Linked DNA regions of Homo sapiens: region 1 is linked to region 2. Evidence: read pairs that join two places in POLR2A ChIA-PET (ENCODE). Cell type or tissue: Panc1. All regions are shown on one strand. Each heading gives the region's core, and the rest is flanking DNA. Links, peaks and the distances in the headings are about the cores only.

What was found. ChIA-PET counts read pairs that join two places held together with the same protein. Peaks named below come from ENCODE experiments on the same cell type or tissue, not always from the same donor. Only the 100,000 strongest peaks of a DNase experiment are listed, where the experiment ranks them.
Region 1: POLR2A ChIA-PET joins it to region 2 with 5 read pairs; 2 of 35 experiments call an interaction of 5 or more read pairs at or near these places.

The regions. Positions count from the first base shown.
Region 1 is chr7:48,327,291-48,335,117 of GRCh38, forward strand. The region is part of intron 27 of ABCA13 (ATP binding cassette subfamily A member 13); the gene reads left to right. Among named protein-coding and RNA genes, the nearest start is that of ABCA13, 160 kb to the left of the region's middle. In Panc1, for the core only: no CTCF peak of the experiment used is centred there; no DNase peak of the experiment used is centred there.
Region 2 is chr7:48,441,183-48,449,009 of GRCh38, forward strand. The region is part of intron 42 of ABCA13 (ATP binding cassette subfamily A member 13); the gene reads left to right. Among named protein-coding and RNA genes, the nearest start is that of LINC02838, 260 kb to the right of the region's middle. In Panc1, for the core only: no CTCF peak of the experiment used is centred there; no DNase peak of the experiment used is centred there; H3K27ac peaks cover 1,371 bases.

The sequences.
Region 1 (7,827 bases), core at 1,123-6,122, 110 kb before region 2:
TAAAACCATCAGATTTCGTAAGAACTTACTCACTATCACAAGAATAGCATGGGGAAACTGCCCCCGTTATTTAATTACCTCCCACCATGTTCCTCTCATGACACGTGGGGATTAGGGGAAGTACAATTCAAGATGAGATTTGGGTGGGGATTATGGGAAGTACAATTCAAGATGAGATTTGGTTGGGGACACAGCAAAACCATATCAGACGCTTTCCCAAGTCCTCCCTCATTTACTTCTCACAAGAACCCCAGGGAGTAGACATTGTTAAATCCATTTTATAGATTAAAAAAGTAGTAAGAATTGTGAATGTTTATATTCCCAAGTTTATTAGATGATAAACAGAAGCTCATGGCTTGAATCCAAATTTGGCAGACTCTGCAGCCAATTTATTTTCATTGGCCATATTTACAGTATTAGTTATAAAATAATAAGGATCCTGTATACTAAAGCTTCTTTCACTATCATCAGTTTGGGATACTGGGTACCTAATTTACCTCATTTTAAAAAATAACTTTGTGTAGCAATGCATGGCATTTCACCCATCCCCAGAATCCTGACTGCCTTCACCTTTGGGAGGATGAGAATGAAGTAATACAGTTTAAAGATATTTATTTGTTTGTAAGCAGTAGAGATGGGAAACAGCTTGGCCATCAACACAGAATTTGGTGAATCAGATATAGACTGATCTTCAGGAGAATATCAGGCAAAGTGAAGAATAAGCACAGGCTATTGCTAGTGTTGTCATTAAACGGACACAAAGCCTGATAACTAACTTCCATAGAAATAAAAATTCTTGGTTCCATGATAATTATTAAAGGTGAAAAATGCCAGTGAAGTGGAAGCTGCCCAAGCCTGGAGTCTACATAAACTTGTACGGGCTGGAAGTGCACAGGCTCTGCACATATGTGGGGCTATTTACATGTGCAGAGCAATGGGGAAGGGCACTGGTGGGACCTTTAGGCAGGTCAAGGTCTTTCCCAGGGAGCCCTACAGAGAGAACAAAATCCATTGCAATCCACTTTCTGACTGTAGGCATCAAATCAGTTATTGGAAAGCAAGTTGTCCGTGGTTTGGTGAGGCTCTCAGATGGGTGAAAGTGGCCAATATGGAACATTTTATCAAAACTCAGCAAAGTTGCCCAGAGTAGAAGTAATTACATTTTACAAGTGGCCTTGTTTGATATAACCTCCTATAAAATAGCAGTTCTCTAAGACAGCAGTATCAGTAGAACTGTGAATGTACTTTTTCTGTGAGACTAGATAATATCCAAACCCTCAGATGAGCATAGATGTTGCTCTTTTACTGACCTTGGATACCTGCAATTTTCCATCATTCGTTTTCCTGTCTGCTTGGAAATGGTGGTCTATTTGATATAATCTTAATTAATTTATTAGTGAAATAGCACATTAGAACATGAGGAAAAATTATAAACATATAGTTCAAAAAATAATAAAAAAACCCAAGATGTATTTTAAACAAATGAAAAGATGCTCAAACTTAATAGTAAGAGAAATGCAAATCCCCAAAATGAGATATCCACAAATGAGATATCATATCAAAATGCTAAAGGCTCACAATTTGATATATTTTGTTGTTTGGAGGTATTAGGAGAGAGTCACTCTCATGCATTGCTGTTGGGAGTGTATTCGTGTGAAGTCTTTGAGGCCATGTTGGGAATATCTATCAATACTACAAAGACAGCTATTCGCACATGCAAACAAGGATATTTATTGTGCCATTGTTTGTAAGCAGTAGAGATGGGAAACAGAGACTGGACATCAATACAGAATTAATTGAATCAGATACAGACTGATCTTCAAGAGAATTTCAGGCAAAGAAAGAACGTGGATAGTATGAGTGAAGAAAAACAGAATACCAACATAATGCATCTGTTTTTGTAAACATATAGATAAACTCAGGGGGTCCACATTGAAGAACCAATAACGATGCTTCTTCTGCATTTGAAACTGGGCTTCTAGGGGACAGAGTAGAACCCTTTTGAAGGCTTGGAATTTGGTACAGTGCGAAAAGTGTATACAAGATAAAATCCCAGGAAGTCTTTTAAGCTAGTTATTTCATGTTCTATTGAATTTGTGTGCTATATTGAGGACATAGGGCATTATAATTGAGTGTTAGCATCCTAGGGGGCTGGCTGTGTGCCCTCTAAATGCCCTGTCTAGCCATGTCCTCTGTATGGGAAGGTCAGGGCACAAGTCCCTTTTGTTTCAGGGGCAACAGACCAGCCTTTCTCTTTTCCTCCCATCCGTCCATCCATCCATCCATCCATTTATCTATTCATCCATCCACACATCCATCCATCTGTCCATCCATCCATCCATCCATGCATCCATCCATCTACTCTTGCATCCATCTATCCATTTATCTATCCATAAAATCATTCATTTATCTGTCCATCCAACCATCCATCCATCCATTCATCCATCCATCCACACATCTATCTGTCCATTCATCTATGCAATCATCCACCCGTCTATCCACCCATCCACCCATTCATTCATCCACACATCTATTCATTCATCCATCTATCCATGCATCCATCCATCCACACATTTGTCTCTTCATTCATCTATCCATCCATCCACCCACCTATCCACCCATTCATTCATCCACACATCTATTCATCCATCCATCTAGCCTTCTATCCATCCATCTATCCATCTATGCATCCATTCATCTATCCATCCATCCATTTATCTATTCATCCATTGATCTATTTATCCATCCATCCATCCATCCATCCATCCATCCATCCATCCATCCATTCATCCATCCATCTATCCATCCATTCATCCATTAATTTATCTATCCATCCACACATCCATCCATCCATTCATCTATTTGTTTATCTCTCTGTCTGTCCATCCATCCGTCCATTAATCTATCAATCCATTCATCCATTTATCTATTCATCCATTCACATATCCATCCATTCATCCATGTATTCATTCATCCATCCATCCACACATCTATCTGTCCATTCATCTATCCATTCATCCATCCATCTACCCATACACCCATTCAGTCATCCACACATCCATCCATCCATCCACCCATCCATCCATCCATTCATCCATCCATCCAAATCTATCTATCCATCCATTCATTTATCTATTCAACCATCCACACACCCATCTATTCATCTATTCATTCATCTGTTTGTCCATCCATCCGTCCATCCATCCATCCATCCATCCATCCATCCATCCATATATCCATCTATCCATTTATCCATTTAAATCCATCCACACATCCATCCATCCATCCATCCATTCATTCATGCATCTATTCATCCATCCATCCATCCATCCATTCATCTATCTGTCCATCCATCCATCCATCTATTCATTCATTCAACCATCGATTCATCTATCTATCCATTCATCCATCAATCCATTCATCCATTTATCTATTCATCCATTGACACATCCATCCATCCATCCATCCATCCATCCATCCATCCATCCATCTATACATTAATCCATTTATTCATCTATCCTCCCAACCATTCATTCATCCATTTATCCAAGATGGGGAGAAAGCAGGCTCTTATTAGTATGAAGTGCATTGAGGGGAATCGGGGGATGCTGTATCCGTGGGTTTTTCCCTTCCTGATTTTGGCCAAGTGAAAAAGAAATATTTTTCTTTTATCTACTCTGAATATGTCTACTTGTTTCCTTTTCAAATCTTCAAATTCCTCTGCCCCATTCCCCTTTGATGCAATAAGAAAAAGGTCTGAATAAGGAGGGAAGAGGGTGATATAACTAAGAAAATAATTGATATAACAAAAAATAATGAATACAACAGAACAAATAAACCCAGAGCTAATATCTTGTGCTATGACCTAGTCACATTCTTTTAATATTTTCCTCTATCTTAAAAGAAAGAATAGCTGCAAGTAAGAGAGGAATAAATCATTTTCTAAAATTAAAAGTTAGTAGGTGGTGTATAAATGAAACCAAAGCCCAAGACATTTCTCCTAATTAAATAAAATGGAAATAAGACTTTAATCACAGGATATCTGAAAATCCTGACACACTTTTAGTTGGGATTATCAGCTCTGAGCCTCATTAGTTCCCTATAATCTTCTGAAGGTGATTAATTAAACAATATGATTATGAATTCATAGATTTAAACGTGTTAAATGTATTTCAGTCCATTGCTGTTTTTATTTATTTTTCTTGATGCTCAAATGATCCCAACTGTGGTCAGTGGGCACCTCTTCATTTAGAATTCCATGTTCTTTTAAAAATTAACTTTTTAATTTGGAGGCAGTTGTAGATTTACATGCATTTGTAAGAAAAAACATGGAAAGATCGGTGTACCCTTCACTGGGTTTCCTAATGGTAACATCTCATGACACTACCTATAATGCAGTATCACAAACAGTATTCTGCCATTGATACAGTTCACTTGTCTTCCAATTTCCCATTTTACTGTGTGTGTGCGTGTGTGTATTTAGTTTTATGCAGGCTTAGCACCTGTGTAGGTTTGTGTATTCATCGCCAGCACTGAAGCAGAACAACCATATCACAGCAGGGTCTCTTGCTTTACCTTTCATAACCACAGCCATTAATTCCTACACCACTCCCCCGCAAGTCCCTGACCCCTGCCAGCCACCAATCAGGTCTTCATTTCTATAATTTTGTCATTTCTAGATTGTTGTATACATGGAATTATACAGCATGTAACCATTTGGGATTGACTTTTTAAACTTAGCATAATTCCCTAGAGTAGTATCCATATTGTGCAGATATCAGGAGTTCATTCATTTTTATTGCTGAATAACATTCCCTGGTATGCATGGTCCACAGTTTCTTTAACCATTTACACATTGTGGGACATCTGGGTTGTTTCCAGCTTTTGGCTATTGTGTCTTCTGTTTCTCTTTTCTTGCCTTCCTGTGGATTACTTAAACATTGTTGAGCATCCTCACCCTAAGACATGATTTTAGGATACCCATTCTAAAAAATAATTTATTGATACTGTCTTTGAGTGTATCTTTTTGCATGATGTTCTTACAAAGAACGTCTGGCTCTAGATATTACAATACAGACATACACACGTGGCTTACCACAGTTCATTGGCATTGAGATTTTACCACTTCAAACCAGGTATGGAAATCCACTTCGACTTAGGTCCCTTTACCTTCTCTGCTTTTAAATATCATCATCTTGACTATCAGAAGGTGTTATGATTTATGTTTTAATCATCAAATACATTTCATAAAACTCATGGAAAACAGTATGGTCTGTTGTATTCACCCACATTTCTGCTCTGTTGTTTTTTTCTTCCTTCCAAATGCTCCAAGATTCCGTTTCATATTTTCATTTTTTAAAGTTTTTCTTCATCTGAGAATGTCTTTATTTTATCTTCATTCCTAAAAGATATTTACATTAGATTCAGAATTCACAATGACAATTCTTTTCTTACGTCGTGATAAATGTTAGGCTACTTTCTTCTGGCTCCCAGGGTTTCAGATGAGAGATTTGCTAACCTTTGAGTGGGTGTTCCCTAGAGGTAACATGTTATGGTTCTCTGGCTGCTTTAAAGCTTTTACTGTGTTCAGATTTTAGAAGTTTAATTATGGTGTGGTTTAATGTAGATTTCTCTCAGTTTATCATATTGAGTGTTTGCTAAGCTTCCTGAGTCTGTAGGTTTTTGTATTTCTACAATTTTAGGAAGTTTTTCAGCCATTGTTTCCTCTCATACTCTTTCAGTTCCACTCAGTTTCTCCTCTCTTTCAGAGACTCTAATGACACCAGTATCAAAATTTTTATTATTGTCCTATAGGTACTTGAGGCTCTGTTCACTTTCCTATCAATCTCCTTTCTCCCTGTTGCACAGATTGGGTACCACACATTGATCAGCTGTCAGGTTCAGTGGTTCTCTCCTCTGCCATCTCCATTCTTCTACTGAGACCATCTAGTGAGTTCTTGTATTTGCGTTATTGCATTGTCCATTTCTGGAGAATCCATGTGGTTCTTTTTTATAATTTCTTTTTATTCATTGAGATTTTCTGCTATTTTGTTTGCTTCAAGACAATTTGTAATTGCTTGTTGAAGCATTTTTTAAATGATGGGTGCTTTAAAACACTAGCCAGGTTATTCCAATATCTGATGTGTCTCAATATTGGCATCAATTGATTGCTTTTCTTAATTCTAGTTGTCTTTTCTTTGGTTATTTTTATAATGGGTGGTTTTCAATTGTATCATGGGTATTCTAAGCAATATAATAGGAGACTTTGAGCCCTATGTAAAAATCTTTTATTTTTGTGGGTAGTCATTCTACTTAGGCTTAACACACAGATCTTGGCCCACTTTGTGTGCTGTGGTTCCAATAAGAGTTTAATTTTGGTTTATCTGATGCATCTGGGACTCCCTGATGCTGCAGTATGAAAGGACAGATGAGATTTCTCCAGTCCAGCTGCCTCCATGTTGGGGAGATGGAGCCTCCAGCAGTTGGAGAAGAAGGGGACTTCTTAGGAGCCCAGGTCTTTGTTGCATCAGGAGCCATCCTGCTGTGGGGCAGCCAGTGTTTCCAGGCCAGGTCACTTGATATTGTGGAATACTCCTTGCCCTGTCTCCTGGGTGCTTGTTGTGGTTCCTCTACCCTCAGGGGAAGAACAACCATTTGCCTGGCTATTCATTACCAGTGTCATCCGAGCTGATCCCCCTGTTGGTGTTGCAGGGGCAGCTTGGTTTGTTGGAAGGACTCCTGGTCCCTCCAGAGAGGCAGCCCAGCTAGGCTGCCTTCTGTTACTAGAATGTTAGAAATGTGAGGTATTTTGGCTGGGGATTTTAATGTGTGTGTACGTGTGTGTGTGTATTCTCTATTTGCAGTTTTTAAAGATTTTACAGATCTTCTACATGTGTTGCATTAATAATGTTATTCAACCTTTGCATATCTGTATGCATTTTTGGTTAGTATAGCTGGCGTTTACTGAGTATTTGCTATGTGCCAGGCCTGGTGCCAAGGTATTGGAATACTAATTTGTCTTAATACTTACAAGAGTCTCTATCCCTATTTTTTTTTTTTTTTGAGATGGAGTCTTGCTCTGTTGCCCAGGTTGGAGCACAGTGGTGCAATCTTGGCTCACTGCAAGCTCCACCTCCCGGGTTCATGCCATTCTCCTGCCTCAGCCTCCCAAGTAGCTGGGATTACAGGTGCCTGCCACCGTGCCCGGCTAATTTTTTGTATTTTTTAGTAGAGATGGGGTTTCATTGTGTTAGCCAGGATGGTCTCAATCTCCTGACCTCATGAGCCACCCGCCTTGGCCTCCCAGAGTGCTGGGATTACAGGCGTGAGCCAGCACGCCCGGCCTCTATCCCTATTTTTATTGAATACTGAAGCTGAGAGTTCAAGGTTTTTCTCTGTTTGCTGTGCTGGCTGCTTTTCAGCTCCTGTGCCATTGTGAGGGTCTCCTAGTGACCCTAGGGAGATGTGGTTAGACTCTCAAACCCTCCTTAAGCATTGTCCCTTTGGCATTTAGACTATTTTCAGTATTAAATGTAATAATATTGCAATAGACATCTTCATGGAAATAACTTTATATTTTATTTAAACTATTTCCTTAGGATAGAGTCCTTTTATCTTGAGAGAGTAAAGCATGTGCATTTGTTATGGATCAGTGACTGCATTTTTCTGATACCAAATTATTTTATAAAAGTCTTATGCCAGTGTACTCTGCCAGTAGCAATAAATGAAAAAATATACCAATTTTATTCTATCCTCAATAGTGTTGGGTACCATTAAACAAGTAAGTATTAGTTGAGAATGTATCTTTGAGGAAGAAATGTGGGCAAG
Region 2 (7,827 bases), core at 1,050-6,049:
AACTTAATCACAACATTAGCTCAGGATATTGGACACAGTGTGCATTAATGTCTTCTAAGTAAAGTGATTTAGTTGCTTTTTGTGTTGTGTGTGTATGTGATCTACACTAGAGAAATTCAATTTCTAGAATAGCCATTTACAAAAGCCTTTCTCCTCCTATTGGTGCCCTCAAAGATTACTCTTTTGTTATTGATTCCTACTCCTGGGCTGCACCTGCCTATGGGCACCCCTTCTCTCTACAGATGCCATATGTCTTCAGAAATAGTTTTTTAAGGGATAGCTCTGAAATAACTCACTCCTTGCTTTTCTGAGGGATTGATGAAGACAAAATAAAATATAAAATATATACTTTTTAATCATAGGGACCCTAGTAGCTCCGTAGAAATGAGTTATGAAGACCGATGCCTGCAACTGCACTTTTGTCCTTGTCTCTGCACCGCAGAGTGTGGAAGTCACTTCTTCATGGAGAAAGAAACTATTTATTAGCTGCCTGAAGTGGATCGGACACTATGATAGGCACTTTACATGATTTGGATTTTCTCACTTCATCATTACAACCAGTTTGCAAACAGACTTTCATATCTCTGTTACTGGATGTTATAGAGATGTGATTTGGATTTCTGGGCAGTGTTGAGAGCCCTGTTACTAAGAATCTACTATAGAGACTGCGAACTCTAAATGATAAAAATGCTAACCTTACTGCGAAAAAAATGAAAACTGTGCGATGAGTAACAACAAATTAGCATGGTGAAACCTACAAAAGAACTGTGTGCTAAATGTTGGAGGAACATGTAGCACAGAGTAAATAACTGCTCAGAAGAGCTGAGAGGCTTCCAGAGGAGAGACTGTGTAAACAGAGGCTGTGTGAGTGCTGTACCATGGCCAGTGCCCATGGGGCCAGCTTTTACTCTAGATCAAGTCAAGTGGCATGAACACACAGAGTGTCCCATCCCACTGCCGAGCTGCTGGGTTGAGGAATCAACCAGTCAAACTCTCACGTTGCCCATGTGTAAGCGCTTCAAGAAAATGACTTCCCCAGTTGTATTATGACTTCCCCAAGTTGTAGTTGTATTGGCAGCTTGGGCTGCCAAACTGCCACAGACTGAGCGGCTTAAACAACAGACATTCATTTCTCACAGTTATTTTCTAAACCTCTAAACTGAGGTTTAGAGATGTTATCTGATTTGCCCAAACCCTCACGAGGTTCAGCATGAAACTCTCATCCAGGCACAATGCCTATATTTATCCTCTTTCTTATGGTTATACATCTGCCATTGCAGTCCCTTTGGGTCCTTTTTTAAAATAATTTTAATAATTTTTATTTTTTGAAAAGGCTTTTCCAAGGCTCAATATACATAAATCATTGAATTTATAATGTTTAGTATATATTAACTGCTTAGTGTAATGTTTAGAATATACATAAATCACTGAATTAACTAGTCAGCTTCCTGAGAAATTTAGTGATCTCACAACTGAATGATGACCTGGAGAGTTTGTTACAACACAGATTATTGGGTTTCACCCCCAAATCTTCTGACTCAGGAGGTCCAGGATGGGGCCTGAGAACTTGCATTTCTAACGAGTTCTCAGGAGACGCTGCTAGTCCATGCATCACATCTGGAGATACACTGCCTTGGTGTGATGGAAAAAGAATTCTACTTACAATCATAAGTTATGGGGCTATTCTCTCTTTTATTGGCCTTCTAGCTGTGCGCTGGTGGTACGGACTGAACTGTGTTCCCTGTTTGTTGAAGTCTTAACCCTCAGTACCTCAGCATGTGACTATAGCTAGGACTTTAAAAAAGGCAATGAGGACTAAATGACATCAAATGGGTGGATCCTTATAAGAACAGGAAATGTACGCATAAAAAGAGACACCAGGGATGCACACACATAGAGATAAAACCATGTGAGGGAGAAGAAAGCCGTCGGCAAACCAAGGAGAGAGGCCTCAGGAGAAACCAACCCTGCCCACACCTTGCTCTTCTTGGTGCTGACAACTGTGAGATAATGATTGTCTGTTGTTTCAGCAGCTCAGTCTGTGGTAGTTTGTTTGGCAGCCTGAGCTGACTAATACAACTGGGGAAGTCACTTCCTTGCTGAGCTTACACATGGGCAATGTGAGAGTTCGGCTGGTTGATTCCTCAGGCCAGCCACTTGACAATGAGATGGGGCTTTCTGTGTGTTCATGCCACTTGACTTGATCTAGTGTAAAAGCTGGCCCCCACGGGCACTGGCCATGGCACAGCACTCACGCATCCTCTGTTTACACCATCCCTCCTCTGGAAGCCTCTCAGCTCTTCTGAGTAGTTATTTACTGTGTCCTACATGTTCCTCCAATATTTAGTACATGCTTCTCTCACAGGTTTCACTTTGCTGATTTGTTGTTACTCATCGCATGGTTTTCAGTTTTTCCCAGTAGGTTTAGCATTTTTATCATTTGGAGTCTGCAGGCTCTATAGTAGATTCTTAGTAACAGGACTGTCAACACTGCCCAGAAATTTAACCATGTTTCCCTGGCCAACTCTCACTTCTTGTGCCAAGTCAATTTCAAATGTCCCCTCTCCTCGTGCCTCCGGTTCCTCCTCCTCCCACTCCCATTGGAGGAGGGAGTTCCTGCCTCAGAAAGAAAATAAGAGTGAATAAATCCATCCACCTCCCACCCTCTCCCACCTGCATCCTCTTTCCTTCCTGTTACAGGAGGAAACACCCTCTTTCCTTCCTGTTACAGGAGGAAACACCCTCTTTCCTTCCTGTTACAGGAGGAAACACCCTCTTTCCTTCCTGTTACAGGAGGAAACACCCTCTTTCCTTCCTGTTACAGGAGGAAACATCCTCTTTCCTTCCTGTTACAGAGTAGGGCCCTCTTCCTAGGTGAGGCTGATTTCTTTGCCAAGATGAATCCTTTCCCACCTTTGAAGGAAGAATTCATTGCTCTCTGTTTTCAATGCCTCCCCCTGTCCTGAATCTTTCTCACTATGGATTATACATGCTCATGGCTCTTCTTTTGCTAAAGACAAAGCAGCATAAGAGAAACAAAACCCTTCCTTCAAATCATTTCCCTCCAGTTGCCTCCATAGCTCTCTCCCCTTTACAGCCAAACTTCTTTCTCAAGAGTTGTGGAGACAAGCTGTGACTTGCATCGTCGTCTCTCACTTGAGCCTCGGTCAACTCAGATATGTGCCATTTTCCCACCATCCCACTCAAAAGGCCTGTTTTAATTTCACTGGTGACCAGCACATCACTAGTTTCAAAAGGCATCATCCTTTATCTCTAAGCTGTATCCAGCATCCTCTTTTTGGGCAAAACTTTATTTCTTTGGACCCTATGACACATCACTTGTTTTCCCCTGAGTACTTGTCTTCACCTCACCTCCTGCTTCATCCTGACCTTCATCTGTTAGAGTTCTACCATGCTCAGGCAGTCCCTGAGCTCTCTTCTCTCTTTATTCTTCTGAGGGGTCATTTTGTCCCTAACTGAGGTTTCCTTGTTCCCATACTGCTGCTCATACATCTGGGGTCAGCTCAGATCACCTCTCTTGGCTCTTGGCTATAACTGCCTGCTGAGCAACTCCATTCTAACGCATCCCAGGTACCTCCATCTCAACACGTTTAAGTCCAACTCATGATTTTAACCCAGAAAACTTTCCTCTGGCTCATTCTTGGTCTTAGAGAATATTGCTGCTCTCTACCTAGTTTACAAACCAGAATGTCAGAGTTATTCATGAGCCTTTTCCTCTTGCCCTCCATATGTAGCCATCCCTAGATTCCATCAGGGCATGCTCTACACTGCAGCCAAGTCTTTCTTTCTTTCTCTCTTTCTTTCTTTCTTTTTTTTTTTTTTGAGACAGAGTTTCACTCTTGTCACCCAGGCTGGAGTGCAATGGCGAGATCTCAGCTCACTGCAACCTCCAGCTCCTAGGTTCAAGCGATTCTCCTGCCTCAGCCTCCTGAGTAGCTGGAATTACAGGTGCCCACCACCATGCCCAGCTAATTTTTGTATTTTTAGTAGAGATGGGGTTTCACCATGTTGATCAGGCTGGTCTTGAACTCCTGACCTCAGGTGATCCACCCACCTCAGTCTCCCAAAGTGCTGGGATTACAGGCATGAGCCACTGTGCCCGGCCTAGCCAAGTCTTAAGAATAAGTATTTGATCACATTATTCTCACTCCCAAATATTTAATGGTTTTTCATCTTCTGGGACTCAAATTCTGCTCATGGACTCCTAAGATGATAGAAGGATTGGATCCTGACTGCACCTTGTCTATGCCAGTTGGACTCCTTTCAGTTTCTTAAACAGATCAAGCTCCTTCTTGCCCCCAGAATCTTTACAACAGCTCTTCTCCCTGCCTGGAATGCTGTCTACTCTTTCCCCCTTCTCTGAGCTAATCTTTGTTCATTCTTCAGTACGTGATTTATTTGACTCTTCTGCAGAGTCTTCTTCAACTTGCCAGACCAAGTTACTTCCCTCCTGATAAATGCTCATGCTCCCCTCTTATGCTTCACAGAACCTGTGGCAGGTTGTATTTAAATAGCTAATTGCAAGTGTTTAACATCTTTGCCCAGTGAAAGAATGCAAATTCAGTGGAGCTATCTCGTGTGTGGCTGTATTTCTGGCAGGGAATGCAGTGTCTGTCATAATAAACCTGGAATATAGGTTTCTTGCCTGACTAACAGACCAGCTGAATGAGAAGGGACACCTGCATATCAAGGCAAGTGGTAACCACTTGGCCTTACCTGGGTTCTACTCTAGGGCTTCTGGAATCCATGTATCACTGCACATATCTGGCCTTTGCGGGCTCTGTCCCACCTACAGAGTGAACAGTCCCACAGTGTTGGCCACACTGATGTGGCCAACTGATGTGGTCCCACTGATGTACCATTGCTTTGGTTACTTTGTTCGGAATGTAGTTTTAAGAGAAGGGGCCTTTTTAAAGAAAGTTTAAAAATCACCTGGGTACTTAGTAAGATGGCATATTCTTAGGCCTAACTTTCACAAATTTGGATTCTAAAGACCTAGACATTTACATTAAGGAGCACCCCAAGTTCCTTGATTTAGATGGTCTGTGGCCACTACTATGAGAAACATCCTGTTAGAGTATCTTTAAGCTCAAAGTTTATGTGAAAGATCACAAATCTATCTAATACTGAGTGATTTGGGGAGACATGATTGTTTTCTTTATATAATGCTTTGTCATGCCCTTTAAAAAAAAAAAAAAAAAAGAAACCTTATTCCCTGATGTGAGACCTGAGATTGCATTTACATTTTCAGCTCTATGATCTGCCACTACCACTTTACATACAGTTCTGTTCCTTTTTTCTCCCACAATTTAATTCTCTGTATTTCATTTCTAATTACTGCTTCTTCTGATGATGGAAAGCAATTTTGGCAGTGATTAATTTGAAGGGTCTGCAACCTCTCCTTTGCTTTTTAAGACAATTCTATTTGCACAGCCCATCCTATGAAGGGCTAGTAGAACTCTGCCTCTTCAGAGGGCTGTTCCAAATTTTTTGGGTGTCTCCAGGCTTAACCATGATGCTAATCCTAGAGTGCTGTCTTTTCTTCTTTAACCAAATTTCCTCAAATTTCAAAAACCACCTTCCCTGGAAGCAAGGTGGGAAGGGACATGGCTGCTGCCAATTATGCAGGCCAAAGAAAGTTTGTGTTCCACATTAGCTAAAAGCAGCAGAAAGCTAATGGCAGGGTGCTTTGCAGAAAAGAGTCTGCCAAAATAAAATGGAATTGAAATAGATTTGGGCAGGATAAATGCTGGTGGCAGGTGCCAGAAAGCAGCAACTTCTGTCAGAAGCAGTGAAAAGAGAAGAAAGTGTGTGTAATTCTTGCAGCCATGCAGATCAGAGCTACTAAATAAACCTCCTGAGGTTAATGATAAATAGTTCCAAACCTCATCTCCTGTACTGGAATATCATATTCCTGTGAGATATTTAACAAAAGATGAGATTAACTCATCTTAAATGCAGTCATTGCCTCAAAAGTGGGTAATGCAGACAGGACTAGCTCTGAGCAACTTTCACTAACATATCTACCTCCAGGAAGCTAAGGATAAATAGGCCCTTGAAAGCATCTTCAATCCTGTTTCAACACCCACCTCCTCACGGGAGCCTAGGAGAGTTGGGTAGGGCATCTTGAACTGGCTCCTTCAATTCCATCTTCCTCCCTACTCCCATAATCCATTTCTTTCTCCCTAGTGGATAGAGATACTTGGGAATACTGTGAGTAGCTGCATTTATCTCTCTTTGAACCATGGTACAAAATCATGACTTTACTTTGTTAACTACTTTAACTTTGTTGTTTTTAACTCTGAAAATCATGTTGCAATGAAGCCCCATTAATGACTTGAAAACTGCTCCTGAATGAGGCCCACTAGGCATGGCTGTCAAAGTTGAGAGTGAAATCAAGAGGTTAAAGGAACTGCAGAGGTGGTATTAGGTTTTCTGAGGAGGGGAAGAATGGACCCAGGAGAGAGAGAAGCCTCACCTCAGGAAGGCAATACATAGATAGGGATGCTGAATACAATATTTGGTCAATATCCATCCATTCAATCACCCATCAGACCTTACTGAGCATCTCATTTGGGCTGGGGAGTGAGATTAAAGCTGAAGATATTGAGATGAATTTAAATTAAGCTCCACTCTTTCTGGTTTCAAGGACCTCAGCGCATATGAAGAAGACAGGTAAGTGGAAGGTGATAGGAACAGTGAGGGAGATGAACATTGGGCTCAGGTTGAAGAGAAGATTTGATAGTAGGGAAATTTTTCTTCTTTTTTTCAGCTATATTTATTGACCCTCACTTGTGCCAGATGCCACCGTAAGGGCTCCTACTTGCATTATCATCACTAACTTTTCCAAGAGGAGCTGTCTGAGCCAGACTTCCAATGGGCAGATGCCTGACAACAGAGTCCACATGCCTGCCTGCATAGAACCTTGCCTCCCAAATGTGACCAAAATAGAAATCAGAGAGCAGGGTTAAGGCTGAGATCATAATTATGGTGCAGCAAAATTATCTCTCGCCCTAACCATCAATGACAACCGCAAAGGAAGCTCAGGTTTGGAAACTCAAGTGTGAAGCTGTTTAGAGACTGCAGGAAGACCTGTCTTTGGTGCATATTTAGAGTTTAGGTGCCTTGACCAGGTAGTATAAGCCCTTTAGTGATACTGATGGGTTCATACCACCCATTCAATATCCCTGATTCCCTGAATGTCAACTCACTGTCTTTTCAGTATAGGTTTAATCAAAAGTGTTTCAGCAACCTTTATTCAAAAATGTGGCTGGGTTTAAGGTATGACCTTATTCACAAGTGAAATACTAATTTGATCTTTTGACATTTTGGCTATTACAATCATAGGGCATTGCAAAGAACCAAATCAATGATGAATTAGCCACATAGGAATTGGAAATTTTAATGGCATGACATGTAGCATTTTTCTTTTACCTATATTGTGTTTTTTTAAGAAAAATTACATTTGAAAAAGCAGTATGGTTGTTATAAGAAATAAACAGATAAAGTATCACATAAATTGATAATTATGAGATTATCAATAAAACAGTTTAGATAAATATTGCCTCCACTTATTAGCTTCTTTAAAGAATTAGGCTTAATATTGATTTTACTTTTTAAGAATATATTTAATTAACCTAGCTTTATTTATTTATTTGAGACAGAGTCTTGCTCTGTCTCCCAGACTGGACTGTAGTGGCGTGATCTTGGCTCACGGTAACCTCTACCTCCCAGGTTCAAGCAATTCTCCTGTCTCAGCCTCCTGAGTAGCTGGGATTACAGGCACCCACAACCACGCCCAGCTAA